2 separate regions of the Mus musculus genome follow, and region 1 is linked to region 2. The links are chromatin loops, found by intact Hi-C in ENCODE. Cell type or tissue: gastrocnemius. All regions are shown on one strand. Links, peaks and the distances in the headings refer to the core of each region. The heading gives the core; the rest is flanking DNA. Region 1 holds the start of Strip1 (striatin interacting protein 1). Region 2 holds the start of Csf1 (colony stimulating factor 1 (macrophage)).

The links. A loop is a pair of places that touch in the nucleus more often than their neighbours do. Peaks named below come from ENCODE experiments on the same cell type or tissue, not always from the same donor. Only the 100,000 strongest peaks of a DNase experiment are listed, where the experiment ranks them.
Region 1: it touches region 2 in a loop (2.1-fold over the local background); 3 of 42 quality-filtered maps call a loop at or near these places.

Annotation. Positions count from the first base shown.
Region 1 is chr3:107,618,407-107,633,485 of GRCm38, reverse strand. It overlaps Strip1 (striatin interacting protein 1), which reads left to right and starts at 1,776. Exons shown (of 21, transcript NM_153563.2): 1 at 1,776-1,985; 2 at 5,261-5,330; 3 at 6,024-6,098; 4 at 6,407-6,541; 5 at 6,630-6,750; 6 at 7,737-7,805; 7 at 8,755-8,861; 8 at 8,972-9,099; 9 at 11,432-11,614; 10 at 11,942-12,159; 11 at 13,212-13,277; 12 at 13,383-13,446; 13 at 14,504-14,575. The coding sequence starts at 1,806. It overlaps Gm10961 (a long non-coding RNA gene), which reads right to left and starts at 1,885. Exons shown (of 3, transcript XR_375960.3): 1 at 1,484-1,885; 2 at 296-559. In gastrocnemius, for the core only: no CTCF peak of the experiment used is centred there; no DNase peak of the experiment used is centred there.
Region 2 is chr3:107,746,412-107,761,490 of GRCm38, reverse strand. Csf1 (colony stimulating factor 1 (macrophage)) reads left to right here and starts at 1,022. Exons shown (of 9, transcript NM_007778.4): 1 at 1,022-1,466; 2 at 4,752-4,874; 3 at 5,998-6,060; 4 at 7,589-7,759; 5 at 11,033-11,180; 6 at 12,322-13,337; 7 at 14,332-14,384; 8 at 14,707-14,765. The coding sequence starts at 1,428. The coding sequence ends at 14,752. All of the region lies in intron 1 of Gm40121 (a long non-coding RNA gene), which reads right to left. In gastrocnemius, for the core only: a CTCF peak has its summit at 6,650 (motif pointing right); DNase peaks (open chromatin) are centred at 4,788, 5,202, 6,657, 10,155 and 1 more place; H3K4me3 peaks cover 4,183 bases; H3K27ac peaks cover 5,837 bases.

The DNA.
Region 1 (15,079 bases), core at 4,103-12,102, 130 kb after region 2:
CTCCACTAATTCAGGCTTCATCACTAGTCTTCAATATACCCAACAAAGACACAAATGAAGAAGGAGATAGAGGTGGGGGGAGGAGGAGGAGAAGAAAGAAGGAGGAGGAGGAAGAAGGAAGAAGGGGAGGAAAAGGAGAACAACAACACACAAAGATTTCATCGATGTGAACATTGTAAAGAGAAACACATAAGGTGTTTACTGATCCCAAATCTGTCTTTGGGGAAACTTACTTTAGATTTAAATAGAATTAGAATTGAGATTGAGGGCGGGAGATAGGAAAATTCCAGCAGACCTGGGCAAGTGTGGTCTGGTTATCATCCTCTCAGTGTTGGTTCTATGAGATGGTAGAAGTCCTTTTTACTTAAGGGACAAGCTGGTTCTCAGGAGTTGATTCTTTCTCCTCCAGGGTGCACAGGCCATGATAGAAAGAGCTGTTCGTCATCCGGGGATGCTGTGTTCTGTGAGGCTTTGCCACTCCTGATGTCTAGAGGGTTGAGGCCAGTGACCAAGAGTCTTGTACCTGCTTCTTGGGGAGGGAGGTTTCTGGAGGAGGACACTGTAAAAAGTAACATTAAAACCATCTTGGTTACTCCTATGTGTTTGGCACTCAGACGTGACGGAGAATGAGGTGAGAGGCCACCATTTTTGGATGATTGCTCTTTGAGTCAATACAGATGTGAGCAGGTAATTCAGAGTAAACGAGACAGCTACAAAATGAAGGCAGAAAAGCAAGAGCCACTTCTAAGGGATTATTAAACACACCCTCATTTCCCCATGATTTCTCTGTTATATTTTCAATTTCAGTTTTATTTATTCATTTGTTTATCTCCCCCATGTGAATGTAAACTCCACGAAGACTAGAATCCTATTTTTGTTCATTATTATATCCTTAAAAGTATTTGTCAGTGGCTTGAGGACAGATACAACTTCATACTGTTATCCTTAGCCCCCAAGAGTCTCTCTCTCTCTCTCTCTCTCTCTCTCTCTCTCTCTCTCTCTCTCTCTCTCTCTCTCTTTCTCTGTCTCTCTCTCTCTCTGTCTCTCTTCACTTCAAGTTCAAGACAGGGTTTCTCTGTATAGTCCTGGCTGTCCCGGAACTCACTTTGTAAACCAGGCTGGCCTCGAACTCAGAAATCTGCCTGCCTCTGACTCCCAAGTGCTGGGATTAAAGGCGTGCGCCACCAACGCCCGGCTTTTTCCCCTGTTTTGATAAGTGAGATTATTAACGTGGCTCCAGAGGTGTCTTGGATGGAGTTATAATCTGATAAGTAAAACCAGGAGTCCCCAGGGTTGCACAAGGTGTTTCTTACAGAGTCCTACTGACTTGGAGGTTTTTCAGCTGGAAGGTTAGAGAAAAGCCACAACCAGTTGTTAATTGTACAGAAATTCTTTGCTAGGAAAACGTGTCAACTAGACCCATGAGTCAGGAATTGCTTTCTTTAATGATGTCTCCCTAATTTCCCCTTTCATCCTGCCTCACCTTGAACAGGGAGGGCTCTAAAGACAGGCAAAGCGATGATAGACAACGAATTAAAGTGTTAAGTCTCATGGATAAAAAAGACATCTAAAGGGATTCCTGCGAGCCCAGCCGCACGTCTCCGGCTTAGTTCCACGGGAAGGAGGGAGGGGAAACTAAATGACAAAGCCAGGAAAGACCTTGGGAGGTGATTGGCAGTTGCGGCTTTCGACACACGCAGCCACACTGAATATGGCGATTGGGGAAATTTCCTGGAGGAAATCACGCGAGAGTTGCCTGACGGGAGGCCGTCCGCGAATTGAGCCGGGGGTGTGGAGCAGCCAAGATGGAGCCGGCAGCCGCCGGTCCCGGCCCTCTGATTGTGAACAACAAGCAGCCGCAGCCGCCACCTCCTCCGCCGCCTGCCACCGCGCAGCCTCCTCCTGGGGCGCCGAGGGCCGCCGGAGGCCTCCTGCCGGGGGGCAAAGCCCGCGAGTTCAACCGCAACCAGCGCAAAGACTCGGAGGTCAGAGCTGCAGGGGGGCGAGGCTGGCACCGGGCGGGTGACAGAGGGGGTCCCGGGAGACCGGGGCGGCATCCGGGCCCAGCCGGGCTTCCCGACGGCTTGACAGGGACCCTGGGAGCTGTCACTTTACCGGGAACCGTGCAGTTAGCTAGGCTGGCAGCCGCCACAGCCCCGGGGAGGAAAGCCCGGAGCCCTGTCACCAACTCTGCTGCGGCCGGGGGAAGAAGGTCCCCGAGCCGGGGATGGCCGGTCGCCCCCGGGGGCGTGGCCTGAGGCACAGCCCTCCTGGGGTGCAAAATCGGTGGTCTGCTGGCTGGTTAGCCCCTCATCCTTTCCGGCCTCTGATCTTAGCAGGGTGGTGGGCCACGCCAGTTGGCAGCGAAGGGACCCAGGAGAGTTTAGCGGGCGCTTAGAACAGGGCTTCTCTCTCTAGTGCTGCTTGGCCGGCCCCAGGTTGTGTGAGTAGCAGAGAGAGCACATTGTGGCTTCCCTCCGAATTTTAGTCAGCGCTGGATCAAACCGCGGCCAGACATTGCCAAGTATTTTTGCATGCCCAGTGAGCCCAGTTGCTGAGCTGTGAAGGGATCAGAAGTACACAAAGGGCGCCGGATTCTCCTCCTTGCTAGTGAGCTGCGATTCCCTTTGCCCGCGCTGTCTGGAGCTATTCACCTCGCCCCAAGTTAAAATTCCTCCCACTGCTTCCGTTTGCAGAATTCATGAATGAACACACACCCGTCTCGTCGCAGCATTTCAGGGCTTCCTCATCAGCACATTCATTCCCAGAGCGCTTACTACGCAATCTCCTCCACCTGAGACAACTTCCAGTGTGATGAACAGCCAGGCACTTACCGAGAGGGAATTCCTCAAATTCAAATTTGATGCTTCAGCTAGTACCAGATACTAAAGATAGTGTCTTTAAGCCTAAGAAATCAGTTCCCTCCAAACATTTTGTTGTTGTCGCAGGCTCAAATTCTGATAACTTATGTCACAAAGGAACAAGCCCAGAGTTGAGAGGATGAGTTTAGAGTGGCTTTTTTGAAAAAGATGGACCTTTTAGGAGCCTTTTGTTGTGGAATGATGGGTGATCAGTGGCTACTTCTCAGTGATCTCTTAAGTACGAAGGAGTATGGAAGTTAAGTTTGTAAGACCTTTAATGACCAGACTTGTCCAGGTTTTCTGAAGAGAACCCTGAGAATTGAACTACACCTTCAAATTTCTCTTTTTAAATGTTTGAGTGGACTGGAGAGATGGTTCAGTGGTTAAGAGAACTTGCTGTTCTCTCAGAGGATCCCAGCACCCAAGTTGGGCCGCTCACAACTGCCTATTAGCACACTAGCTCCTAGGGATCCAGTACTGTCCTTTTGTCCTCCATGGGCACATGTATACACACACAGATAAACACATAATACATTTAAAATAAGTGCTTTAGGGATGGCGGGATAGCTCAGCAGGTAAAGTAGTTTTAAATTTTCCTGAAAAGCCACAAAATAGTCAGATAAATACCCTTTTGTGCATTTTATTTTATTTGTTGTTTGTTTGCTTCTTTGTTTTTTGTTTTGTTTTTGTTTTTGAGACAGGGTTTCTCTGTGTAGCTTTAGCTGTCCTAGAACTCTGCTCTGCAGATGGGGCTGGCCTCAAACTCAACAGAGATTCATCTGCCTCTTGAGTGCTAGGATTAAAGGTGTGCACCACCCCTTATTCGTGTTATTATGTGGTGCTGAGAATCAGATTCAGGGCCTTGTGCAAGGTAGGCAAACACTATACTGCTGAGGTATGTCCTCAGCCTCTATTACATGTTTTTATTTCTCTTCCTACCTTTAATTTCACTGGATTCAACATCTGGAAGGCCCATCACATCGATCTGTGTCCTTGTGTTGGAGGTGCTGATGCTGCACACCCTTCTGGTGACAGCTGAAGTCAGTAGTTTGGGGATCTGATCAGTGCCTAGAGCACAAGGAGGCTCAGTATGTGCCAGGTAAACTTTATTAGTCCTCAAAACTAGCCAAGGCAGTCGAGCATGCTTCCAGTCACAACACTCCGGAAGCTGAGCAAGGAGAATCAGAGTTCAAGGCCAGCCTGGGCTGCATAGTAAAACCTTGTCTCTATAAAAATACACTGGGGGGGGGGGGCTAAGAAATGGTAATGGATTTGGGGGTGAATAAGACCACAATATATTATATAATGGGAATGAAACTGTCAAAAAAAAAAAAAAGGTCTTAAGCTAAGTTTGAAGCAGAGTTTTGTCATTCCCATTGGGTAAATGAAACTCAACCTCAGTAATGTATACAAATGTTGATTTTAGTTGTGTTTTAATGGGACTGGGACTTGAACCCAGGACTCTACACATGGTAGGTAATCATTTTACCACTAAACTCTGTCTCTAGCCTAGAAGCTCAGTAGTGTATGGAAGTGTCCATTAGTGCCCATTAATAAGGAATAGAGTTATGGCTTGTGGGCATATTATGTCATGTCAGGGGTCATTATCAGTTAGAAGGTTTTCCCTGACCCCACTCTCCATCTCACTCACCCACCCAGCTGCATGCTGAGAATTAAGCCCAGGATCTAGCACCTACTAGGAAGGTGCTCTGTGCTGAACTGTACCCTCTGGTCTTGCAAGTACATTAGTCAGGGCTGGGCTTAGCCTTTTGATCTTGATGCTTCTCTCTTCCCAGTACAAGGCTTCCAAGATGGCGTGTTCTCAGGAATCACCTATCCCTAACAGATTCTCATTGCACTCTCTCCTGTGTGTGGGAGGCAGGCCAATCTGTTCCATTTCTGCTTTCTCTCTCAGTTCTCACTGAAAATTGAGATGGGGCAGGGTGGCTGAGGGTTTCAGTGCTCATTTTATCCTTAGCTGTATATAGTCCACAGCTCAGAAAGAAGTGAGACTCCCAGATATTCAGTACTATATGGAGTGGTCAGTTACTGCACAACGTAGATAGAAGTTTTGTGTTTATTATTGAACAGGTATGTCACGGAGAGCAATGGTCAGTAAAACAGAGTTTCTGTTTTGAGGAACTTGCTGTCTTACGGAGAGGAAGATGAAAAAAGAAAAATTCAGTGAATAATTGTAGTACAGAGTGGGTGCTTTGAAGGTGAAATACAGGGTGCTGGACAGGGCGTAAAGGGGACTTCCATTAGTTCAGGAGACAAAATATTGTGATAAAACATCAAGAAAAAGTAGAGGCATTGACGTCACGCAGTGCAGTCTCTGAGACGTGTTTACCCGTAAAGTCTCAGGAGGATCTTTATGTGACGATCTTTTCATTCACCAGGGCTATTCCGAATCTCCAGACCTGGAGTTTGAGTATGCCGACACAGACAAGTGGGCTGCAGAGCTTGCAGGTAAAGAACAGGCCTTTGTGTTCTTTGATGGGAGTTTTAACTGGGTTCCTAAGAAGATTAAGACTGGCTGTTTTCCTACTTATTCCTATTAATGATATTTGAAACATAAATTAGCTGTTTAAGTTGGACCACGTATGTGGACATTTGGGATTGCCTTTTATTTCCACGAAGACTCAGGTTTGAAGTCAACTGAATTGGTTAGCGCCCAGTCCCATGTAATGTCAATGGTGGTACTCATTGACATACCAAATGAACAGTGATCTCTCACACATGAGTGAGTCACGGGAATGCTAGCCACTGTGCTTGCATCTTGGCACATCTGTTGCTGCTACTGCTGTTGATGGGGAGTGTGAGGTCAGCAGGAGCTGCTTCTCCTCCAGTCTTCACAAGCATTCCTCGGGACGTGACACTAAAGGCATAGATTCAGGGTGATGGCCACCTCTGATACAGCGCAGTTTGATGCACATCTTACTAGAAATGCCTGGATCTATGATCCACTGACAGTGCAGTGGCCCCTGTGATCTCTTCGAGCACATCAGAACACTGAGGCCTTCCTCACTCAGTGATTAGAGAGAGTAGTCAGAGTCACTGTGAATCAGACAGGAATGGAGTTGGGGCTGGGAAGGAAAGCCTGAATTTCTCTGCTGCATGGGAGATCTGATGTGGATAGGAGACAACTTTGCTCTTTGACAGAGCTTTACAGCTACACAGAAGGACCAGAATTCCTGATGAATCGAAAATGCTTTGAGGAGGACTTCCGGATCCATGGTAAGACCATTTCCCTCACTTCTCGGTTCCCTATCCCATCAGGACAGCACAGGACTTCTCTTCATTGTCTAATTGATGTAGGCCATGCAGGAGTATGAACAGTTGTTGTGCTGCTTGTTTAAGGCCAGACTTGACATGGAGAGTGGGCCTTCTGGGCACTCTGATGGCAACAGTAGTGTGACCTTATCCCTATGAAAGAGTAACTTGTCCTTCTGGTCCTGTGACTGTCCTGATTTGAAAGGTTAACACAGTCCATTCCATTGTGAGGAATGGTGTGGGCTCAATTATAAGTGTCTCTTGCCCTGCAGTGTCAGACAAGAAGTGGACTGAGCTGGATACCAACCAGCACCGGACCCACGCCATGAGGCTTCTGGATGGCTTGGAGGTCACTGCCCGAGAGAAGAGACTCAAGGTGGCCCGAGCCATTCTCTATGTTGCCCAAGGTACTGTGAGTATGACCCGGCACCTCTGCCAGTGATAGTGCCTGGTTATGTATGGAGGGGCTCGGCAAGCTCTGCCCTGTGTTTACAGGTACCTTTGGAGAGTGCAGCTCAGAGGCAGAAGTGCAGTTCTGGATGCGCTACAACATATTTCTGCTCCTGGAGGTGGGCACGTTCAATGCCTTGGTGGAGCTTCTGAACATGGAAATAGAGTGAGCACTTCTACTGAGGGGCTTCCATAGGGAAGGGAGCAGTGGGAAGTGAGCCCGAGCTTCTAGAACTAGCATTTGAGACAGGTAAATAGGCCATTTAAGGTGAAGGAGCTGTTCCAGGCTGTTGGGAATATACAGGGTTGAACAGTGGAGAACCTACTTAATGATTTCTTGGAAAATAATATAATAAAGACAAAGATGAGAAAATAAAGTTGTAGAGAAGGGTGTGAGGTTCCCATGCTGCTAGGATGTAATGAGGGGTTCTTGTGCTGGCTCCACACACTCTGTAATGCTGGACCGTTGGTACCTGAGCAGATCCTGTTCTGCCCAAAACACACCCAAAAGAAACTTCTCATCTTGAACTCTTTGATATTCCCTTCAGCATGACACCAAACCCAAATGTGACATGTAGGTACAACAAAGCTTGCCGCCTCTGGTCCTTTGTCCTATGGGCAGGTCAGCTACTGCTCGTTTAAGGATAACAGCCATCATAAATAAGGAAGATGGCTACAAGTCAGAGGCCAGCCTGATTTACATAGTGAGTTTCAGGGTAGCCAGAGCTACTTAGTGAGACCATATCCAAAAGCAAACAACAAAATTAAAACAAAATAAATTCAGTAGAAGGTGAAAACACTCACTGAGTACTGCGTCTTCAGGCAGTGTTCAGTAATGTTCTTGGGTCATTACGTATCATGATTCACGTTGGTGGCGCAAGTGCTGTTATCACCCTGATTTTGTAGATGAGGCAGCTAGACAGAGGGAAGTTGGCTTTACTTTGCCCACATAACTTGTAAATGTTAGAGCCAGAACTCACACTGTGAGACTTGATAGTCTGGTTCAGGGCTTGAGTTCTTAACCACAGTGGTGTCCTAAGGTCTCGTGTAGAGCCCAGATGCACACAGCACCGTGTTGCCTGATGGGTAGTACTGCCCAGGGCATCGCTGGCCTCCCTCGCCCTGTCAAGCTGATTCAGATCTCTCCTGCAGTAACAGTGCCGCATGCAGCAGTGCAGTGAGGAAGCCTGCCATCTCCCTGGCTGACAGCACCGACCTGAGGTGAGATGAGCTGCAAGCCAGAGAGTGAGCTCAGGGTCAGGCTGAGCATTTCTTAGCTGTGTGTGCATTGCTTTTGCACTCATTAGTCGGCTCAAGTGATAGGCTCGCTGGGAGTCATTAGTAGGCCTTGATGAGATCTTAGGGGACGGGGGCAGCCTGGAAAATCCAAATGAAATCTGGGATCGAGCCTCTTAATAGATCTGCTAAGAAGCTGGCTGTAGAGTACCTTATTTGTGGAGAAAGCCCAGGGGCTTGCTCTTGGGCTCCCACCATCCACTGGGCACAGTGTGATCCCCACCTACATTGGTTATCCTGACAGTGCTTCATGGCTGCACAGGGACAGCAGCTGCTAAACCACAGGGCCATCTTTCCGTGTCTTAGGGTTAAAATCAGGTTTTGGCATTGGAACTGTGGTTCTCCTCCCTGTAGTCAGGGTCTCTGCATTTCACCTCCTGTTTTCCACTCCACCGGGTCGGCTCTGCCCTCCTTCCTGTAATCCTGCCAGGCCTGCTTTGACCTCAGTAGCTTACTCTGAGTAGTGTTGTTTTCCTTTCCAGGGGGCTTAGGGCAGTGGAATCTTTAGGCCATTCTGGTTCATATTTGTCAGGTTTGAGTAAACTCTGGGGATACAGAATGAGTTATAGTCTGGGAAGACAGATTCAGACACCCCTCTGCTCTCCAGGGTCTCAGGGGCCATTTCTCCTATTACAGCCATCCCCTACCACATGCATGGATGTTTACATCTTAGCCAGGAAGGGAGAAAGTCCAAGGGCTCCTCCCTCACATTTTTGTTGGTTTGAGATTTAGGCTAGCCTAGAGCTTACTGAATCTTGAGACCCTCCTGCCTCAGCTTTCTAAGGACTGGTATTACAAGTATGCACTGCCACTCGTGGCGGAGCGCGCCCCGGCCCCCTGTCTTACTCTCTTATGAGCTGGTTCTTGTGCTCAGGGTCCTGCTCAACATCATGTACCTGATTGTGGAGACTGTTCACCAGGATTGTGATGGGGACAAGGCCGAGTGGAGAACCATGCGACAGACCTTCAGAGCTGAGCTAGGTAGGACCCTGGCCATCCTCTCTTAAGGCCTTGCTTGGGAACTGAAACTAGAGGGCTTTGGGTGGGTTCTGTTGCTGCCTGGGGTCCTGATATCTTTGAGTCACTTCCAGGTTCCCCTCTGTACAACAACGAGCCATTTGCCATCATGCTATTTGGGATGGTGACCAAATTTTGCAGTGGCCATGCCCCCCACTTCCCCATGAAGAAAGTTCTCTTGCTGCTCTGGAAGACTGTATTGGTGAGCACCTTCTTGGGGGCACTCGTATGCTAGGACACTGGGCAGGAAGGAGACATCTTTGTACAGTTGGCCTCTATATGCATCCAAATTCAGGTCATAGAATGAAGTTTGCATCTGTATTGACTGTACGGACCTTGTTGTTATTCTCTAACCAGTGTACCAATAATTTATGTACCATTAGGTATTAGAAATAGTCTAGGGATGATCTCATGCTTGCAGAAGGTTGTGCATAGGTAACCACAAGTTCCATTCCATCCACTGAGGGATGTGATAGCTACCTGTGGGAGGGGGTGAGGGGAAATTCCCAGAGCCAGTCTCCAGTGGATAATGACGAGTATCTATATTTCTATTTGAATACTGAATTATGTGACTATGTAGCTACTTGGGTTTAAAAGTATTTGTTTAGTGGTATTACAGACTGAACCTAGGACCTTGTCGTGCATGCTAGGCAAACAGATTTCACTGAGCTACGGTGCTGGAGTGCTTCTTCTTCTTCTTTTTTTAAATTTATTTATTTTAATTTTATGTGCACTGGTGTTTTCTGTGTGAAGATGCCAGATCCCCTGGAACTGGAGTTACAGACGGTTGTGAGCTGCTGTTGCTGGGAATTGAACCCAGGTCCTCTGGAAGAGCAGCCAATGTTCTTAACCACTGAGCCATCTCTCCAGCTCACCCACTGGCGCTCTTTTTACATTTTATTTATTTGCATATTTCCTGTGCATGTGGGTATGTATTTGGTACACGTGTAGTCTGTGCCTACACTTGTGTAGCTGTACACACTTCAGAGGAGACACGAGAGCCCTGCTCTGTCATTCTTGGTTGTATTCCATTACCACAGGGTCTCTATTGGAACCTGATCCTAGGCTGGCATCCGGCAAGCACTCCTAGAAGTCTCACTGTTTCTACCCAGCTCTGTTGGGGTTACAATCTTACATGCGGCTTATCTGGCTTTTTGCATGAACACTGGGAATTCAAACGCATACCCTCATCTTTTCGAAACAAGTGCTCTTACCCATTGAGCCATTGTCTCAGTCATTTACCTTTTTTTTTGACAGAAGGTCTGACCTTAAACTTGAGGTATTCCTGCCTCAGCCTTGTCAGTATCTGCTACTAAGCTCAGTGAGTCTGAGGCCAGCAAAGGCTACATGGCAATAAGACCTTGTCTCAAAAAAGGCTGGGGGTTGGAGGCGGGCCTTCAAGATACTAGATTGGCTCCCTGGCTTTTGTTAAAGCTGTTTTCTCAATCGTGCAACAGCTTCACCCTCAGATAAGATGCCTCTTTGGAGACCACTCCTAAACTTGTATTTGTATAGTGGTTTGGGGCAACAAAACTCCACTAGGCAGATGACTTTTGCTACTTGAGTTGTGATCCTAGCCTTGAACATTGGAGCTCTTTCTCCAACCCTAAGAAGATGACTTTTAAAGGAAGCAAGAGTGAGCCTAGGTGGTCTGTTTCCTGAGGATGTGTTGTGAAATGGACTCTGTTTCTGCCTGGGGAGAGAATGGTTGCTGGGTGTCTGGCCATCATACTTAGGATGGGGACATTGTCAGAAACCAGGCCCCGGGCAAGCCTGGAGCCCTGTCTCCAGGAGGAGCGCTGTGCTCAGCACCCAGTTAGAGCCTCATAGGGTGTGCAGGCTTTATCTTGACCAGACCTACTGGTTCCTCAGGAAGCCTCACTCCGGCAGAGAGGACAGCCGAGTTACTCGAGTGGAGGCACTGAGTGGCCAAGGACTCCAGCCTAGGGCCTGGGCTCCTAGTGAGGACGTTAGACCGCTTTCTATTTTACTTTGCTATATTATTTCATTTGAGCTACACACAGTAAGTTTTAGTCTTATTGGAAGATTGACGTGTAGTTTTGAGGCACTAGTCTGCTGACGTTTGAAAGAACTGGCTCTACTTTGTTTGTTTGTTTGTTTGGTTGGTTGGTGGTTGGTTTAAAACATGGTCTCTCTATAGCCTTGGCTTGCCTAGAACTTGCTATATATGCTAGGCCGGACTTAAAATTATGGTGATCCTCCTGCTGGGATTACCAGTCTGTGCCACCACCCCATGCTTAACTTGCTTCTTTTTAAAATTAGAGACTATGTCACATCCAGAGCTGTGTATCATGCGCCAGCTCCCATCAGCCAGTATTTCATTCTTTCCTTCATCCTTTTGCTCTTGTCCCTTATAGAGAACTCGGGACTCTCCTTAAAGACTTTAGTTTTTATCCAAGTGGCTGTATGGGTCTCTATAAAGGCTTGGGTTCTCGTGATGTCATGCATGCTTTTTAGAATAATGATACCAAAAAGGACATGGCGACCTAAGTTCTGCACCCCATTTTACGCAGTGCACGCTGGGCGGCTTTGAGGAGCTGCAGAGCATGAAGGCTGAGAAGCGCACTCTCCTGGGCCTTCCCCCTCTGCCTGAGGACAGCATCAAGGTCATCCGGAACATGAGGGCTGCCTCCCCACCAGCCTCTGCCTCAGACCTGATTGAGCAGCAGCAGAAGCGGGGCCGACGGGAGCACAAGGTGAGGCATCTCAGAGTACACACTCAGGGAGTGGGGTCGGGGCACATGATTCCTGGGCCAGCAGGTTATGAGAAGCCAGCTCCGATCAAGCTGATCAGGAGGCGTGCCTCCACAGCAGGGACACTGTCCCCAGCCTCAGCCCCAGTGTATAGCGGATACTTAACATCAGGGCAGCTTCTGAGGTTCTCTTCATTCTAGTCCTAAATCCTCCGTATTCCCTGCTGTTGTCAGGTCCCCATCTGAGATGGGTCTGTTCCATTTGAACTCTGTTCCTCGTCACCATCTCATTGGTTGGCTGCTTTTCTCAGCTCTTCTCTGTGCTTTCAGGCTCTGATAAAGCAGGACAATCTAGATGCCTTCAACGAGCGGGATCCCTATAAGGCTGACGACTCTCGGGAGGAGGAAGAGGAGAATGATGACGACAGCAGCCTGGAGGGGGAGGCTTTTCCCCTGGAGCGAGACGAGGTGATGCCTCCCCCACTACAGCACCCTCAGACTGACAGACTCACCTGCCCAAAAGGGCTCCCTTGGGCTCCCAAAGTTAGGTGAGTCTCAGTTCTAGAATATTCTTGAAGTGAGAGCCTTCATATCCTAGGTCAGTGTTGGCCTGGAGTCCTCTGCAAGGCTAAGATGACCTTAAGTTACCATGTGCTGTCCTGGGCACATCTGTGAGGACGGCCTTGCTGATGTCACACAGGATAGATAACCCTTGTGTGGTTCCTGTGTCAGTAATTTGAACTGGTCCAACTTGATAGTGAACAAAGGCAAGGAGAAAAAAATGAGTATTTAGGCAAACCTATCCCCATTCATCTTGGAGCTGTATGTGGCCTTTTATTTAAAAATGATAGATGGAGAATTTTTTAAAAACCCAATGTATTAAACAGTATGCTTGGGGGAGTTAATAGATGGGAAGGTAGCAGGAACTGTTAAAATGGTATATTGTAGCTGGGCATAGTGGCACACGCCTTTAATCCTAGCACTAGAGAGGCAGAGGCAGAGGCAGGTGGATGATGTCTGTGAGTTCCAGGCCAGTTGGTCTACAAAGCAAGTCCAGGACAACCAGGGCTACACAGAGAAACCTTGTTTTGAAAATAAAACCATCAAAAAAGAAGTATATTTGGTAGGCAGCAACTTAATAAAGAGATGTGTATATGAACTGATATAAAAGAGGGTATGTCCTGAGCTTTCTATGTTGTGTGAGAAGAATGTTTCTGTTGAGACAAGAAAATGACCTGTTTAAAGTTAGTAGCTTATGTCTCTTACACTTCATGGTGTTTAAATACTACTATTGTTTAAATAAGTGTTAAATACTACTATTGTTTAAATAAGTTGTGCTTTAAGTTTTATATATGTCCCTAATTTTGAGTCAACTGGCCATATGTATTATAGAAATATAAACATACTTTAATTGTATGAACCTAACAAAATTATGTAAAAAAACAAAGTAGTCAAAATTCAGGTTTTCCCACTTACTGTAAGAGACCTTTTCCTGTCTTGTAAACACCTGGAGATGCTTTGTCTGTTTGAACACAGGCCTGTGACTGGCACACCTTGAAGCAGTACTTGATAAAATCTGCCCCTCTTTCTTGCTTGGTAGAGAGAAAGACATTGAGATGTTCCTTGAATCCAGCCGCAGCAAGTTCATAGGCTACACTCTAGGAAGGTGAGTGTGACCTGAGGCCTCTTTGAAGTGCCCTTGCCTGGCCTTGGGGCAGCGGACCGGTGAGTGGCTCTCTGGGCTCAGCATAAGGCCTTCTTTATTCTCCAGTGACACCAACACAGTGGTGGGGCTGCCAAGGCCAATCCACGAAAGCATCAAGACATTGAAACAAGTAAGTGGCACTAAGGGAACGTTTGGCTTTGTTTGGTCCCAGGAGAATAAAGTGAGCCTGGGCCAAGGGAGAAGCCTTTCAGGGCTATTGTCTGCCAGCAAGAGCCTGGGAAGCATCTCTTCCTACGTCTGACTTCGGTTACAGATATGTGTGTCCCAGGCTTTAGAGTTCAGGGAGCCCACGAGGTATAAGGCAATTGAGAGGCACTGGCGGATGGATATGGTGCTGTCAGCTTTGCTGGTTATAGCATGGCTGGAGAGCAAGGCTTAAGAGCACCATAGTGGGTGTGCTCTAGCATACTCTATAAACCAAGCAAGCTCAGTTTCCCAGGCCCAGAGAGCTGGAGTGGAGGGCAGACAGGACCCAGGCTCTCAGCAGGCAGGCAGGTGGAGTCCCAGACCATCCTGTTTTCCTCTTGTGCTCACTGCTGAGAGGGAGCTGAGGGAGCTGTGGGTGTGAGGATTAGCGGAGAGACGACCCCAGGGGTCAGGAGGCTTTCCAGTGTGTCTAAACTGTAACATTTTAAAGTCCAGTTTTGAAATTGGTAGTACCAGGTGGTCTCTGCACTAGGCTTTTAAGAATACAGTTAGTTTTGCCTCTGATATCTTTCTCCTGTCATTTTTTAAAAAAGATTTTATTTATTATTATATGTAAGTATACTGTAGCTGTCTTTAGACACACCAGAGGAGAGCATCAGATCTTATTATGGATGGTTGTGAGCCACCATGTGGTTGCTGGGATTTGAACTCAGGACCTCTGGAAGAGCAGTCAGTGCTCTTAACCACTGAGCCATCTCTCCAGGCCCCCTCCTGTCGTTTTTGCTTCTGAAAGCCCTTTCCACTTTATTTTGCTTTTTTGCTAACCTCTATGGGCGCTTTTCACACAGGCTTTTTTGTCAGAAGTAGATTGCAGGTTTAAGTTAGGAATCTTTGTTGTGACTTAGCCCTCTCTCAGAAGGCCAAAATAAACTCTTGGGTCTTTGCCAGGTGAGGGGGGAGTCTGGCCAGAGAAGAGGGGTGTCTTTCCTCAGCACCTTCTTTCCTGCCTCTCTCTCCAGCACAAGTATACATCAATCGCAGAGGTCCAGGCACAGATGGAGGAGGAATACCTTCGCTCTCCTCTCTCAGGGGTGAGTTAAGAGACCACAAAGTCCCCAACTGCTCTCAGTCTCTGAGCCGGGCCTGGCCACAAGGCTGCTCCAGGAGTCGGCCTCTCCTTGAATAGATTGCCATCCATGTCTTCCTTTCAGTCTGTGAATGGCACCTTGAACATAAAACTCAATCTCTCTGTGCTTTGTTTCCTACCTGTAAAAGAAGACCAGCGCTAGACTAAGGCCGTCTCTCTCTCTTATCTACTTATTAATTTGAGATATCATCTATCTGTAGCCCAGATGGCCTCAAACACCTTTCCCAACCTTACCGGTGCTGGGTTACAAGTGTTTGCTAGCATGCATGACTGTGGTACCTCATGAAGAATTAGTTAAATGATTCCGGGTGACATTCTTGGGATGTCATATGTTTCAGAGCCTCCTGTCAGTATCACCAACATCACCCTTCACTTTGATACTTAGAGATTCTATTCCAGCCAGCTAGTAAACTGCCTCAGGGGACTGTAGCCTGAGCATGGGTTGTGT
Region 2 (15,079 bases), core at 2,808-10,807:
ATGAATGCCAACTTAACTGGGAGGAATGGGTTGCGTCCAGTGGGAACACAGAAAGAAGGAATTATCCATCAGCCTGAAGCATCCCAGAAGGCTTTGCAAGACAAGGATAAGATGTGATTATAACCTTAAAAGGTGAGACATTCACCTTAAGATGGATGGGGGAAAGGAAGACTTCATGTCCGAGGAAGCAGCCTGAGCAAAGGTTTATGAGGGACGTTGTTGCTCTGAGCTAGGTAGTGCAAGGAAATGGAGGACACGTGACAAAAGTGCCCCTTTGAGACCAGACCACTCATCTGGGCATGACGGGATTGAAACACATTGAATCAGGATAAATGGAAGGAAGAAAAAGATCCTGACGTTGGCAATATAATTAATAGGCTCCTCTTGATAGGTTAATCTAGATCCATTCTCATGTAAAGACAAAATGTGATTGCACAAATGCATTTCCAACAGAGTTGAGGGAAATCTAGAGTCCAGGCACACCAACCTTTCCACATAAGCTGGGTTTGGCAGCCCAGGAGCAGGGGGCCAGCCAGTGCTTTCAGGTTAAGCACCTGAAGTGTCTCCTGGCAGAGTGCAGAAACACCCAGCTAGTTGTCACAGGACCAAGTCCTTCCTCTCCTACCCAGGTAGCTGGATGCTCCCCACTTCTCCCTACAGCCAGGGGAGAGGATAGTATAGTAGTATAGTAGATTCTTTGAACAATGCATAGGAGGGAGCAAGCCAATCTGCAAACCTGCTGCCCTGGGTTCCATGAGGGACTTGAATGGAGCTGCAGCAGAGAGGCGTTGGTCCATCCCCATTCAAGTCCTGTTCAATGTACTCTGTCCGTTTCCTGCTCAGATTTGAGGATTTTCGGGCCTTGAGGGAAAGTCCCTAGGGGCCAGCATTAGACCGAGAACAATCACACGAGATTGACAAGAGTGGCGAGCACAGAAGGAAAGGCAGTGTCTTGTCCAGAGCTCGAGAAGGGCGGGGGAGGGCGGTGGAGCCCGGGTTACTTTGAGGAGGCTGCACAGCCACAGAGCGACGGGGAAGAGAGCTAGCGGGGACGACCAGGCGGCCCGCTTGGGGGAAGGGAGTCGGCGGCTCAGTGGGCCTCTGGGGTGTAGTATGTGTCAGTGCCTGTGAGTGTGTTTGTGTGTGTGTATGTCTGTGTGTGTCTGGCGGAGAGCCAGGGTGATTTCCCATAAACCACATGCCCCGCCAGCCCGCCCGCTTAAAAGGCTGTGCCGAGGGCTGGCCAGCGAAGCTCGGCCAGGGGAAAGTGAAAGTTTGCCTCGGTGCTCTCGGTGTCGCTGCGGCTCTCTGCATCCCAGGACAGCGGCGTGGCCCTCGACCGGGGCGCGGGCTCTTCAGCCACTAGCGAGCAAGGGAGCGAGCGAACCAGGGCGGCCAACACGCCGTGCCGGGACCCAGCTGCCCGTATGACCGCGCGGGGCGCCGCGGGGCGCTGCCCTTCTTCGGTAAGCTGCAACCGTGGCGCGCGGGGCCCGGGCCGGGCTGGGGCAGGAGCTCTGCAGCAAGCAGCAGGCGGCTCTGCGGGGCCACTTGGAGCGGACAGCCCCTTCTCGCCAGCTGCCCAGGCTTCTCGGCCCTGGGTTCTGGCTTCCTTACTGCTTCTAAGCTACGGCTGAGGCCCGCGGTATTTCAATAGCTGCTCCTGGGGCTGCAGCGCTTTGCGAGGTAAAGAGAAGGCTGCTCATCCCATTGCACGGAGGAGAACACTGAGCTACCCACAGGCTGGAGAGAGAGATGGGGGTCTGGGGGGGGGGGGTATCGCAGGGATTGGCACAGGCCCAATGTCTGCCAGAATGGTCAACCAGGTCTCCAGGTTCCGAGTGACACAAGATCCGAGTGTGGCATCATCCCCAGTAGATATCTTTCTTTGGTTGTTGCACATGTTTTAGGCCCCAGTTGGGAGTGGGCCTTCAGGGTAGGGAAAATTCAGGCTCACTCAGCTTTACACCAGGACCTGTGCTGAGCAACCTGTTGGCAGAGAGAGAGAGAGAGAGAGAGAGAGAGAGAGAGAGATGGGCATGCTGCTACTTGTTCAATGGATGTGTAGGAACTATTAGGGACTTGGGTGGCTCTTTGAGGGGAGCTGGACCCGAATCTTTTCTTGAAGAAAATGAGATGGGGCTATTCTAGACTCTGCGGCTGACTGAGGAAAGAAAGTGCAAGGAGAGTTCAGAGCTGCAGCTGATAATGGGCTGCTCAGAAGCTGTCTCCAGTAATGGCAGCAGATGATAGCATGGCTCTTACAGAGTGAAGGATGGTACTTTCAATCCACAGCAAGTGGGTTTGCTTCAGAAGAGAATGAGAGGGAAAACCTGGAGGGTAGGAACCGAACTTGTGATGGGCAGCGCGTTGCAGGTGTCTGGGAGGAGAGAAAAGTAGAACAGCAGAGAGAGGGGCTCAGTGAGAGGCAGAAGGTGGGGTTAGGAGGAGGGGAAGGGAGGAAGTTATCCCACATGCAACAAGCATAAAGAGAGAAGAGGGAAGAAAAGAAAGACTACAAGGAGACATAAGAGGAAAGAGAGGAGGCCGAGGTTCAGCCAGGCAGTCAGGCCGGGTCTCTGTCTGCAGACTGTACTGATTGGAAAATGGAACATGATGTCTTGAAGTGCTCAGAGACTGCCGCAGTTTCCAGGCTGCTCTCATAGTCAGAGGCTGAGGCAGTGGGTGGGAGGAAGAAGCAAGCCAGGAAGAGCCTGTCCAGCCAGATGCAGGCTAGAGTATTAACCCTTGGGTGTCCATCTGTATCCCTGTCTATGGCAGCATTGGGGTTACAGAGCCAGATCCAGGAGTGGCTGGTCATCTTTGAAGCCAGCAGCTGTGCATTATTTCTGTGCATGCTTGAAATGCCACCAAAAGCCAGGTAGCCCTGAAGTAATGTCTTTATCTTGCTATCTCCAAACATCAATGGCTTGAAATTCCTGGGTTGAGATATTTCTGAACATCTCCATTCCCGGGTCCTTTCCTTCATACCATACACACATGGACTGACAGGCTGAGTGATACCAGCCTGGGCCAGAGTCATCTTCTGCAGTCATTTCCTTTAACAGGTTCTGAGACTGGGGTTCAGGAGACCCGGGCTGCCACTCCCACTCAGGACTAACTTTCCAATTGCCCAACCATGCCCAATGCAGTTTATCAACCCATAGCTGGCTGCACCCTCTCCCCCACCTCTTTCTCCCTGTCTCTCTGTGTCTGTCACTCTGTGTCTCTGACTGTCTGTCTCTGACTGTCTGTCTCTGACTCTCTGTCTCTCTCTCTCTCTAAGGTCAGGCAAGGAACCTAACAGGTCCTGTGCGTAATGGCATTAGGCAACCCTGTGCCTTAACACCCATCAGCATCTTCCACCCTTTAAGGCCTCACTCTTCCCTCCGCATGGCCCAGCCAAAGCTGCCTTTCCTCCCTGGTACTCACTGGCAAGGCTTTGGGCTTTTAGATGTAACCCAGTGTTGTTATGGACTGTTTCATAGCCTCCCTGTGTTTTTCCAATGCGCTCCTATTTGCAACATTTGTCTCATCATCTGGACTATTGGGGCAGAGCCAGATCCAAGAAGGTGCCAGTCATCACTCCACCCTGCCAGCATTTCCCTGAATTGGGGGATATCAGCAGCCAGAATGCTCAGAATGGCAGCATCAGGCCAGGGAAAGAAAGCCCAAGAGTCCCTCTGCCCCAGGCTGGCATCTCCCGGGATACCCTATTGGAGCCCGAAGGGATGGAAGGATTTTAGAGTAGAGGAGGAGGAAGGAAGAAAGGAGAAAGGAAGGACCCAGTCAGGTGTCAGGAGCCAGACCTAGGACTCTAGGGATGAGCAGCTGCAGGGCCAGGTGGGTGCTGACGGAAAGGAGAGAACTTTCTTGCTGTGGCAAGAGTTTGCTGACTAGATGAAGGGCCTGATGGGTCTCAGATAAACAGATGCCAGCAGGGAAACACAGCATTGTCCTTGATTAGTCAGCTGGACTCCTCTTGAAATGCAAGTCCAAGGCTCTAGGAGGTCTCCCACTGGAGCTGAGTTCCCAGTGTTGCATCCTGGTATTTTCCCCTGTAGAACCAGACCTGTGTAACCAGGTGGGAAGGAAGGAATGAAGGAAGGAAGGAAGGTGCCAGGGGTAATGAGTGTTTCTGGCTTGCAATCTGAAAGCTAGTGACTGACCACAAGTTTGAAGGCAGCTTACAAGGTATCTATTTGTCTCAGTGTTAAAAGTTAAAAGGATAGAAAATCTTACCCTTGAGTCTCTCAGTCACTAAAACTTATACTGGTTGGCACACCACCAGTATTATCATTAGACATTCTCTGTAAGATGGAAAGGTGGCTCATCATTTAAAAACACTTGTTGCTCTTGCAGTGGATCCAGGTTCAAATCCCAGAATCTAGATGATGGTTCACAACCATTCATACCTCCAGGTCCAGGAGATTCCAAGAAGGAAGCACATAGAGTGTGTGCATGCAAGCAGGCAAAATATTCATAAACACAAAACAAAAACAGTAAGCCTTTTAAAATTGTCTTTTAAAGTACTCTGTATTGTTGAGCTGCTCTGGGTTAACCTCAGAAGAGTTCTTGGAGAAGATGGCATTTGGGCTATTACCAAGGGAAGAGTGAGGTGGTGCCCTGGCTGATAAGAATCTAATGGTGCTGCAGCATGGGAATGGGGCGTTGTTTCTTTGCCCTTAGTGGGACATGGGGGTAGCTAGGGAGAGGAAGTGCTGGAAAGACATGACTCCCTTCTGTTATAGACATGGCTGGGCTCCCGGCTGCTGCTGGTCTGTCTCCTCATGAGCAGGAGTATTGCCAAGGAGGTGTCAGAACACTGTAGCCACATGATTGGGAATGGACACCTGAAGGTCCTGCAGCAGTTGGTGAGTATGAGACCATGCCTTCTCCTCACTGAGGAAACTGAGGTAGCAAGCCAGAAGGCAGAGTCAAAGAGAGGCTTCCAGAAAACAGTCAAGTGGATAATGGCTCTCCTGGTACTTCTCTCATTGATCTTTTTAGGTCCTCCCAACCCCTTAGTCTGGGTCACCTGTAGTGACTAGGGTGGGCTTCTAACTGCTGCCTGGGTTAATGGTTGTCCAGGAATGTCCACTATGGATTCTAAACTGCTCCTTGACCCTGCTCTGACTCAGACAATGCCTCCTTTGGGAAGTCAGCCCAGTCTGCCTGCTGGGTCCAGATGGTTCATCCTGCTCCTGGATAGCCAGATCCCTGAGCGCCTGGCACCAGGGCCCCACCCAAATTTAGATGGGAGGCTCTAGCCTAACTCTGCGCCTTCTGCCTTCATTCCCCTGATCCTTGCCCCTGAGGTTGGAATGCCCTGCTCATCTGGGCCAGGAAGGAACCCAGGTCCCATTCTAATAGGCTTAATGCAATCTTCAACAATTCTAAATGTCATCTAGCCAGGCAGGATCCAGTTGTTGTCATGGTTCCTGCTCCTCTCACTAAAGAATTTATTCCACAAGCCCGGCAGGGTGGGGCACCAGTGGGTAAGGCCATGTGCAGAGCCTGAACTTGGGCCCCCGAGCTGACCTTCCCAATCTCCCTTCTTAACAGCACCCTATGCATGCAGCTTCCATGGCAGGCCCAAGGCCATGAGTGCTGTCGTGGTCTCTGCTCCAGGGAGAGGCAAGGGCTAGAGACCCAGACTCCCCAGAGCTCAGCCAGCCTCTCCCTGAGGCTTTTCATGATAGAGTGCTTACCACCTTCCAGAAAAGATTACATCCTATATTTTCCTAGAGATAATTCTTCCATATACAGACTAGATTGTGCAATTTCATAGGTCAAAGTAGAAGTGTCTGTTGTTGGCTTTTAAGTACTCTGGGTATTTGGAAGATACAGCTTTTCCCCAGCTGTGGCTCTGTCATTTTGGCATTGTTTTAGGGAGGTAAAATTAAAACATCATTCACCCCAAAACCTGGGTTCCCCATCCTGAAGCTGAGTGGACCTGTAGGTACTATGTAACCACTGGCCTGTTCTATCTCACAGATCGACAGTCAAATGGAGACTTCATGCCAGATTGCCTTTGAATTTGTAGACCAGGAACAGCTGGTGAGTAGCAAGTGTCTGTAAGGTGCTTAAGTGAATATTCACGGCCCGCTCTGTGTTGGCATGGAACAGTATGAAGGCAGCAGAAAACCTAGAGCAGACAGGATGAGGGTCCCTGGGTGCTCAAGTGTCAAGTTCCAGCTTGCAGGGCTGGGTAGGGTCCAGAGCTTAAGTCCTTCTGTTTCCTTACTTTGACCTGGTATAAATCAGGTACTTGCTAAATGCTAGGCACATTCCCCAATTAATCCTAACAATACAATTCTGAGGTCCACAAATATTGCTTGTTACCCATGCAGAGATTAAGGAGCATGCTTAGCCAAGTGATAGAGGCCTAATTTGAGCCCAGGAATGTTATACCTTGTAAAGTAAAAAATGTGCTTTATTTTTTAGATCACATCTTCTCCAATCCACTGGCCAGAGACAGGAAGGCAGTCTAGCCTGGCTTTCTACCCCACACCTAACTGACCAGCCACCCAATGCAGCCAATACTGCCTCTCTGCACCTTAGGGTGCTGTCCCTCTCTCCTCCCCAGTCCCTTGGAAATTTTCAGGGGCTTCTTGACTTCCCTGATTCTAGGGCACTCTCCATCTTACCACTAGGGGGAGCCCTCTGAAACCCCAAAGCCTTCACTTATTTCGCCTTACTTGTCAGGAGCCCCATGGCTCCAGGAGAAAGCACAGTCTAGTTCCAAGTCTGCAGTACCTACCACACCCTACGTTCATTTCCCTCCTCTGCTTCATTCTGCTCCCCAGCTTTTGCATCAGCTCTTTGTGATGTCTTTCCATCCTTTCCATGTGCCCCGCTGATCCCTGTGCTACACACCTCCCTATCTTCAAGCCTCAAGAGAACAGTCAGGCTACCCAGAATTCCTTCTATCTCTGAGCTCTCATGCACTAGACCCATGCATCTCTGTGAACATGCCATGGCCTGCATAGTCTCAGGGTTTCTTCCATCCATTCTATTGCTCCTTCACTTGCACCATGGCACCTATTTATTGGATCAGGCACTAGAGATACAGAGATAAAAGTAGTTTCTGTCTTTGAACCAACTACTGTATCCTTGGAGACAAAACCCAAGGCTACACTTTTGACAATGAGGTAGTCCTCCCTCAGTATTTTTATATTTTGGAGGTTTTGAGGGGGCCATATGGCAAAAAAAAAAAAGTGGAAGTAAGCTGAAAGGAGAGAGGAGAGAGAGAGAGAGAGAGAAAATGCTAAGGGGCAGCAAGGCTGAAACCCACCCTCCCCTGTGTCTCCTGAATAAAGCTGCATTGCAGAAAAGCTCTCTCCAACCAGAATCCACCTTTCCTTCACGCCAGCCCAACTCTCCATCATGGTTGATTTAAAGAAAGAAAACAAAACACAGGCCAAGGGTATCACCATCCTCATCACCAGGGTGGTGTGTCCCTTCCTCAGATTACAGGGTGACAGGCTACAGCCCTCTGTCTGCCTAGGGTGTGATCGTCTCATATAAAGCCTGGGTTTCCAGGCCACCATGGCCAGGTGCTAACCTCCTGGTTCCTGTATTCCAGGATGATCCTGTTTGCTACCTAAAGAAGGCCTTTTTTCTGGTACAAGACATAATAGATGAGACCATGCGCTTTAAAGACAACACCCCCAATGCTAACGCCACCGAGAGGCTCCAGGAACTCTCCAATAACCTGAACAGCTGCTTCACCAAGGACTATGAGGAGCAGAACAAGGTAGGGTGGATTCTGGGGCTGGAGCACCAGAGAAGGGCAGAGGGAGGCTACAGAGGTCCCACCCTGCCTCATATGCTCACCGAGCCTGAACCTTACTAACTTACTCCCTTGCCCATTCATTTCTTATGCCATCCGCCTTTATCAAGCATTCATTAGACAGAAGGCACAGTGCTGGACCCTGAGGATATCCTTGGAACAAGAAATTCCCCTTCCCACCCTTACAGGGCTTATAGCCAAGTGAGGTAGACAGCTGTTAAATGATGACACCTATAAATATGATCAGAAGGGCTCTTCATTCATTCAGTAAAACCTTACTGAGTGACCATCAAGGGATGTTCTGAACACCAGAAATGAGCTGTGATTTTAAAAAGGGGGGGGGCAAAAATCCCCACAATCATGACGAGAGGAGGGGTGCTGAGGCAGCTAAAATGAGCAAGTATGTGAATGGACAATGATGCTAACAGCATTGGAGAAGTGTAGAGCAGCAGGTGAGGGGCGCCCTGGGTGACAGTGAGAGGAACAGGAACCCGAGACTCTGAGTGTGCGGTGAGGAGCTAATGTAATGAGGATGCAGAGGGGAAGAGGCAAAGGCAGCTTCTAAGCAAGAAAACTTTAGCCGGCGCTCCAGCGTGAGGAAGAGCAGTAAGAGCCACAGACAGAGAAACAGAGTGGGGAGTGCTATGCTCAAGCCCTAGGGTAACCAGAAAGGTTTGCATTCAGAAATCCAAAGCGGCTCACCATGGCCCAGGCATGGGGTGTGGACAGGAGGAAGCAAAGTCAGGAAGCACTGCATTCATGCATGGTGTCAAAGAGGTGGGCTTTTTGTCTAAATTTGAAAGAAGCCACCATAAGCTAGTGAATGACACGATGTCATATATGATGGAAGACCATCTGGTGGTGAGGACGCTGTGGAGAGCAGGAATGAAGGGCAGGAGGCCAGCAGGAGGTTCAGCCAAGCTGGGCATGGTGGTGAGTTGAATCCGAGGGGAGCAGGGGAAATGGAGGTGAGTGGGTGTGATCCCTCCAGACAGACAGGACTCCATGCTTCCTGGCAGAAGGGGAAGGGTGAGTGAGGATGCTCTCATTTTGAGTCCCTGGAGTTCTCACTGATGTCAAAATAAGGATGACCTCAGGCAGAGTAGGTTTGAGAGAAGAGCTCATTTTGGTGTGAGGCACATCTGACAGCTGCAGGCGCGGCTCATGACTGTGAATGCTGGACATACAGATGCTGTTTGCAGAGCCACAGAACTGCACAGCCCTGCCCATCCTTCTCACCCTGGTGAGAAGAGAAGGGGATCCAGGATCCTGAATCCTGAATGCAATGCAGCCTGAGGTAGGAGGAAAACCTAGAGAGGGCAGGGCTTCCAAATGGAAGGAGCCAGAAGCTTTATCAAAGGAGGCTGAGAAGTCAATTAAGGTAGTGTCCATTGGTCTGTCTCACTTGGCAGCATGGAGATTGCTGTTGGAGGCAGGTGGGGAGAAAAGAAAGAGAGGAAACAGAGACCACAAAGTAGAGGAGCTTCGCTCCAAAGGGGACAGAGAAGCAGATGTTCTGGGGTGGCTTTCTGGTGGAGGAAAGGCTGGTTCTTTACCATGCAGAGATTCACCCGGAGAGCTTATTTAAAATGCAGAGTCCCAGCATCACTGCTACGGACTCTACTTTCCTGAGCTCATAGGTGAGCCTGGGAATCTGCATTTTGCGAAGCTGCCCCATCAGTGGTTGAGATAGAAGCCCCTCAGTCTTTCCTGGGCCGGTGACCATTCACTCAGTGCATGCTGTGGGGTGGCTCAGGGGAAAGACAGTGTAAGCCCAAGGAGCCAAGTCTAGTCACATGGCTCAGAAAAGGAGTATGAGCTCCGGAACCAGCAGGCTCCACACTGAGAAAGCTTGGGTGTCAGGTTCTAGGGGAGGATGCCTGGTTTCTTCTACAGCATATAAGGCAGGTTTGAGGGAAACAGCTTTATAAAGACACATGCAGGACAGAGCCAGCTGGCCTGACTTAACAGCTCCTGGGAAAGGCTGGCTGCTGTTGCTCTAACATCACAAACAAGGAGATGAATCCACAGAAAGCCGGTCTATTCTCACCTAGCTGCTGAGTGATGAATCCAAGCCCAGGTCATTTCATTCATTATTTGCCTAGTAAGTGTTTATGAGCCTGCTATGGGCGGGCCAGAGAGATGCAGTGATGTAATCAAGGGAGCTATAGTAGCCGTAGAAAACCTATTGTTCTTCCCAGAACAGCTCAACTTCAAGGGGGAAAGTTGGCATTCTGGAAATAAGCCGTAACACATATAGCTTGCTGTGAAAGGTGAGGTGGACCTAGGGCAGAACCCTGCAGCACTGCAGTATTTAGAAGGAACTCTCTGGCACAGAGCCTGAAGGAGCAGCTGGTGAGGAAGGAAGAACTCTGGAGAGCCTGGCTTCTCCGAGCTGCATGGGGTGTGAGTGTGAGCACCTGGGCCCAAGGCAGAGGAGAAAAACCACTCAACAGGCAGGCCAGGGAGTCCTCAGCTCTTCCTCCAAAATGTGGCACCAGCCAAAGACCTCATCTCCTCTGATCTCCCCAGGTCTGCTCTCTACACCGTACCAAGATGATTTTCCTAAAATACAGGTTTTATACCATGGTTTTAAACCTCCCCAGCAGGTTTTCAGTTTCCGGTTGGCTCTGTGAATTACAAGTTCCTGGCAGAGTCAACAAGTCCTTGGCCTTGGCAAAGCCCTTTCAGCTGCCACTTTCTTCCCACGTGGCAAAGCTGCACCCGCTCCAGCCTTCTTTCACTCTTTTGCTGACTCATGCTTTCCTGCCCCAGGGCCCTTGCATCCTCTATCATCTCTGGCCCCACTTCCTTCTCTTCCCTCGCTCATCTTTTAGCTGTTCCTTTGGAGATCTTCTCCCTGGGCCCTCATCTATCGCCCATTTGTTACACACCTTCTGATGGTTCAGGACACTCTCTTGAGAGTCACTGTGACTTGTAACAATGTGTCTGCTGGACTCAGTGCCCAGCTTGGCCAGGAACCACTTCTCTTTTGTTCATTGCATGATGCCCAGGTAAGTTACCATATATCTGGCACTTAAACGTGTGTTAGATGGATCTCTGACTAAATGACGCATCTCTCAACCTCAAGACTGATGCTGCTGCAAAGCAGAGAAGGAAGGAAACAAAAGGGGGAAAGGAAATGCCTGTGAGAAACCCCAAGAGAGTTTGACAAAAATACCAGTGAGAGGTAGCCCAATGTTCATGCTTACCAAAGGGGGCTCCACTCTCCTCCAGGCCTGTGTCCGAACTTTCCATGAGACTCCTCTCCAGCTGCTGGAGAAGATCAAGAACTTCTTTAATGAAACAAAGAATCTCCTTGAAAAGGACTGGAACATTTTTACCAAGAACTGCAACAACAGCTTTGCTAAGTGCTCTAGCCGAGGTAAGCACAGAAGGGGTCAGCTACAGGGAGGGTGTGTGCAAGGTGAGACGGGGCTAGGGGAATCCCAGAGGCAGCCTGGGTGCTAAGTGTGTTTCTGTGTTTTGTGTACTCGTGTGGCTTCATGTACCTTAAGGTCCTGGGCACATGTCTCTGCTGACATGTGTGTGCATGTACACTGACTTATGCCTGCATGTACTGTCTCACTGCCAAACTTCATGTGGCAGCATCAAGAAGGCCCCTGCTGGTAACTGTGATGGAAGTGAATGGGTAAGGGGACCTTTCTTAGAAAGCCATATAGGCATGGTGGCGTCCCCCGGGCTCTGCAGGCTGGCTGAATAAATGGGGGTTCCGGAAAGAGCAGGTGCTCCACCTGGCAATCAGGGTCCTTGCTCCAGGAGCTCTGCTGCAAAACACCAGGATAACCTGGCTCCAGAAGTCCCCAGGATGCCTTGGATGTTCCCTCAAGGGATAAGGCTGGATTTGAAGTCTGAACATCATTCAAACTCTCTCTACCTGTGCACTCTGAGTGTACTCGTCTCTGCATCCTGTGCCACGTGTGTCCTGCGTTCAGCCTCGCTCCCCAAGGCAGGGGCTGAGGTCCTGCAACCAGACAATAGCCACATCCAGCCTTAGTGCTTCAATTCCAAAACCCTGAACTTTGGCTGCTTTCCAGCCCTGCCTTGCCCTGCCTGTGGCAGTGGCTGAGGTGGTTCCACTCCTGGCTGTGCATGAAACCAGTGTCTTGGAGGCTTCTGAGTGTCTTGTGTTAATCCAGGAGCTATTGCTCAGCCCTGTGGCCTGGGTGCTGCTAACCCCTGGCTTGGCTTCTGGCCAGCTAGAGCCCCAGTACACTGTCCTGTGGTCTTCCTCACCTCAGTCCTTCTCTGTCTGTCTGTACCTTGCTTTTGGTTCCTAGTCCATATCCCCTGCGTATTGATCCCTCCTGCCTGAGTTCTGTGTCATGATCGTTTATTACTGTCCTGCCCTCTCCACCGCCCCAGGGCTGTGTTAGAAGAGGGACCCCCTTCCCATGCCCCAGGGCCATATGCCCCTCTTAGCCCCTCTGGGGGAGCTGTGCTGGAGGCTGGTGACTCTATCTCCTCCCCATCTTTCTCTCTCCCCCTCTCTGTGGTTCTTTCAGATGTGGTGACCAAGCCTGATTGCAACTGCCTGTACCCTAAAGCCACCCCTAGCAGTGACCCGGCCTCTGCCTCCCCTCACCAGCCCCCCGCCCCCTCCATGGCCCCTCTGGCTGGCTTGGCTTGGGATGATTCTCAGAGGACAGAGGGCAGCTCCCTCTTGCCCAGTGAGCTTCCCCTTCGCATAGAGGACCCAGGCAGTGCCAAGCAGCGACCACCCAGGAGTACCTGCCAGACCCTCGAGTCAACAGAGCAACCAAACCATGGGGACAGACTCACTGAGGACTCACAACCTCATCCTTCTGCGGGGGGGCCCGTCCCTGGGGTGGAAGACATTCTTGAATCTTCACTGGGCACTAACTGGGTCCTAGAAGAAGCTTCTGGAGAGGCTAGTGAGGGATTTTTGACCCAGGAAGCAAAGTTTTCCCCCTCCACGCCTGTAGGGGGCAGCATCCAGGCAGAGACTGACAGACCCAGGGCCCTCTCAGCATCTCCATTCCCTAAATCAACAGAGGACCAAAAGCCAGTGGATATAACAGACAGGCCGTTGACAGAGGTGAACCCTATGAGACCCATTGGCCAGACACAGAATAATACTCCTGAGAAGACTGATGGTACATCCACGCTGCGTGAAGACCACCAGGAGCCAGGCTCTCCCCATATTGCGACACCGAATCCCCAACGAGTCAGCAACTCAGCCACCCCCGTTGCTCAGTTACTGCTTCCCAAAAGCCACTCTTGGGGCATTGTGCTGCCCCTTGGGGAGCTTGAGGGCAAGAGAAGTACCAGGGATCGAAGGAGCCCCGCAGAGCTGGAAGGAGGATCAGCAAGTGAGGGGGCAGCCAGGCCTGTGGCCCGTTTTAATTCCATTCCTTTGACTGACACAGGCCATGTGGAGCAGCATGAGGGATCCTCTGACCCCCAGATCCCTGAGTCTGTCTTCCACCTGCTGGTGCCGGGCATCATCCTAGTCTTGCTGACTGTTGGGGGCCTCCTGTTCTACAAGTGGAAGTGGAGGGTAAGGAGGACCCCAAGAGAGGAAGACATCCTATGGGGCAGAACAAAGGCTGGGTAGGGTACAGGCTGGAGGCTAACCAGGTTCCAATACGTTATGCAGTTGCTGGAAGGTGGGGATGACAGCCCGAACGGTAGACGGTAGTGATGGAGTGTGGCTTCACACAGGAGCTGCCAGGTTTGGTGGTGTGCATTTAACCCTAGCAATCCAGAGGTACAGGCAGGCCTCTGATCTACTGGTCAACAAAGCAAGTTCTAGGCTAGCCGAAGCTACATAGATCCTGTCTGAGAAAGTAATTAATCAATTAATTAATGAGGTCTCCAGCCTCAAGATCATTAAGAAAGGATGAGTTCTAGGCTAGTCAGAGCTTCATAGAGAGATTCTGTCAAATAAATAAATATATAAATAAATAAATTTAAGAAGTTTCCAGACTCCTTGAGATTATTGAGAAAGGATGAGAACAGAATCCTGTAGAAAGGAGAATTCTTGGCTGGGAACTCAGGAGGCAGAGAGGCAGAGAGAGAGGCAGAGAGAGAGGCAGAGAGGCAGAGAGGCAGAGAGGCAGAGAAGCAGAAAGGCAGAGAGGCAGAGGCAGGTGGATCTCTGTGAGTTTGAGGTCAGCATGATCTACAGAGTACCAGGGCAGCCAGGGTTGTTATGCAAAGAAACCCTGTCTTGAAAAAAATGAGAGAGAGGGAGAGGGAGAAGGGATGGGAGAGGGAGAGGGAGAGAGGGAGAGAGAGGGGGGATATTCTTAAACAACCAAGTGGGAGAGGGAAGGAAAGGGGAAGAGCTTGAGGGAGCTCTGGGAGCTTGAGGGCCTATAGGTGGTATTCTACATGGGAGGGGACAGGAGAAGGCGCACCCATCCTCAGAGGCCCAGGAATCTCCCCCAGCTGTGCATGCTTTGGGGTAGTGGGAGGAATTCTAGCAAGTCTCTCAGTGATGCTCAGGGGCATGCCAGCGCCTCAGTGAGATAAATCTTTCTTGTTCTCAGAGCCATCGAGACCCTCAGACATTGGATTCTTCTGTGGGGCGACCAGAGGACAGGTGAGCAGTTGGAGTGGGGCTATAGGAATCACTGGATGTCTGTCTTGGGACCTGCTTCCCCTCAAGACTGAAAGAGAGGCTTCTCCCCCCTTGCCCTAAGGAGATAAAGCTGCAGAGCAGGGTGGGTACCAAGAAAGAAGGGCCCCTCTTCTTCCCATGACAGTGGAGCTTTCTCCTGATTTCTTCCTGGAGTTGGGCAGTTCTGGGTCTTCTAAATCTCACATAGATGGAATCCACGTGCAGGGTTGGGGGTAAGCTAGGAGGTCCCCTCAGTCCCATGCTCCTGCTGAAGTCTTATGTCAGCCCTGTGTTCTGCCTGCAGCTCCCTGACCCAGGATGAGGACAGACAGGTGGAACTGCCAGTATAGAAAGGATTCTATGGTAAGGTTCTGATTTTGATATCTCTCTATCCCTTAAAAAGAACTATCTCCAGGTACCCAGTCCTGTTGTAGAAACCACCTGATGCCCAAGAGGCCCACACATTTCAACTTCCTCTCCCCGTCCCACTCCCAAGCCCATACATTCATCATCACGTCTAGCTAGGCTCCTCTCTTCCAGGCCTCAGGTCTCCTCTTGCTCCTGAATCCCTGCCCTGGACCAGTTACTGCAACCTCTGCATTATGTTTCTATTCTTGCTGTTGCTACATCTGATCCCAAAGCAACCACATTCTTCCTCCTCTAATGAGGCTTTTTAC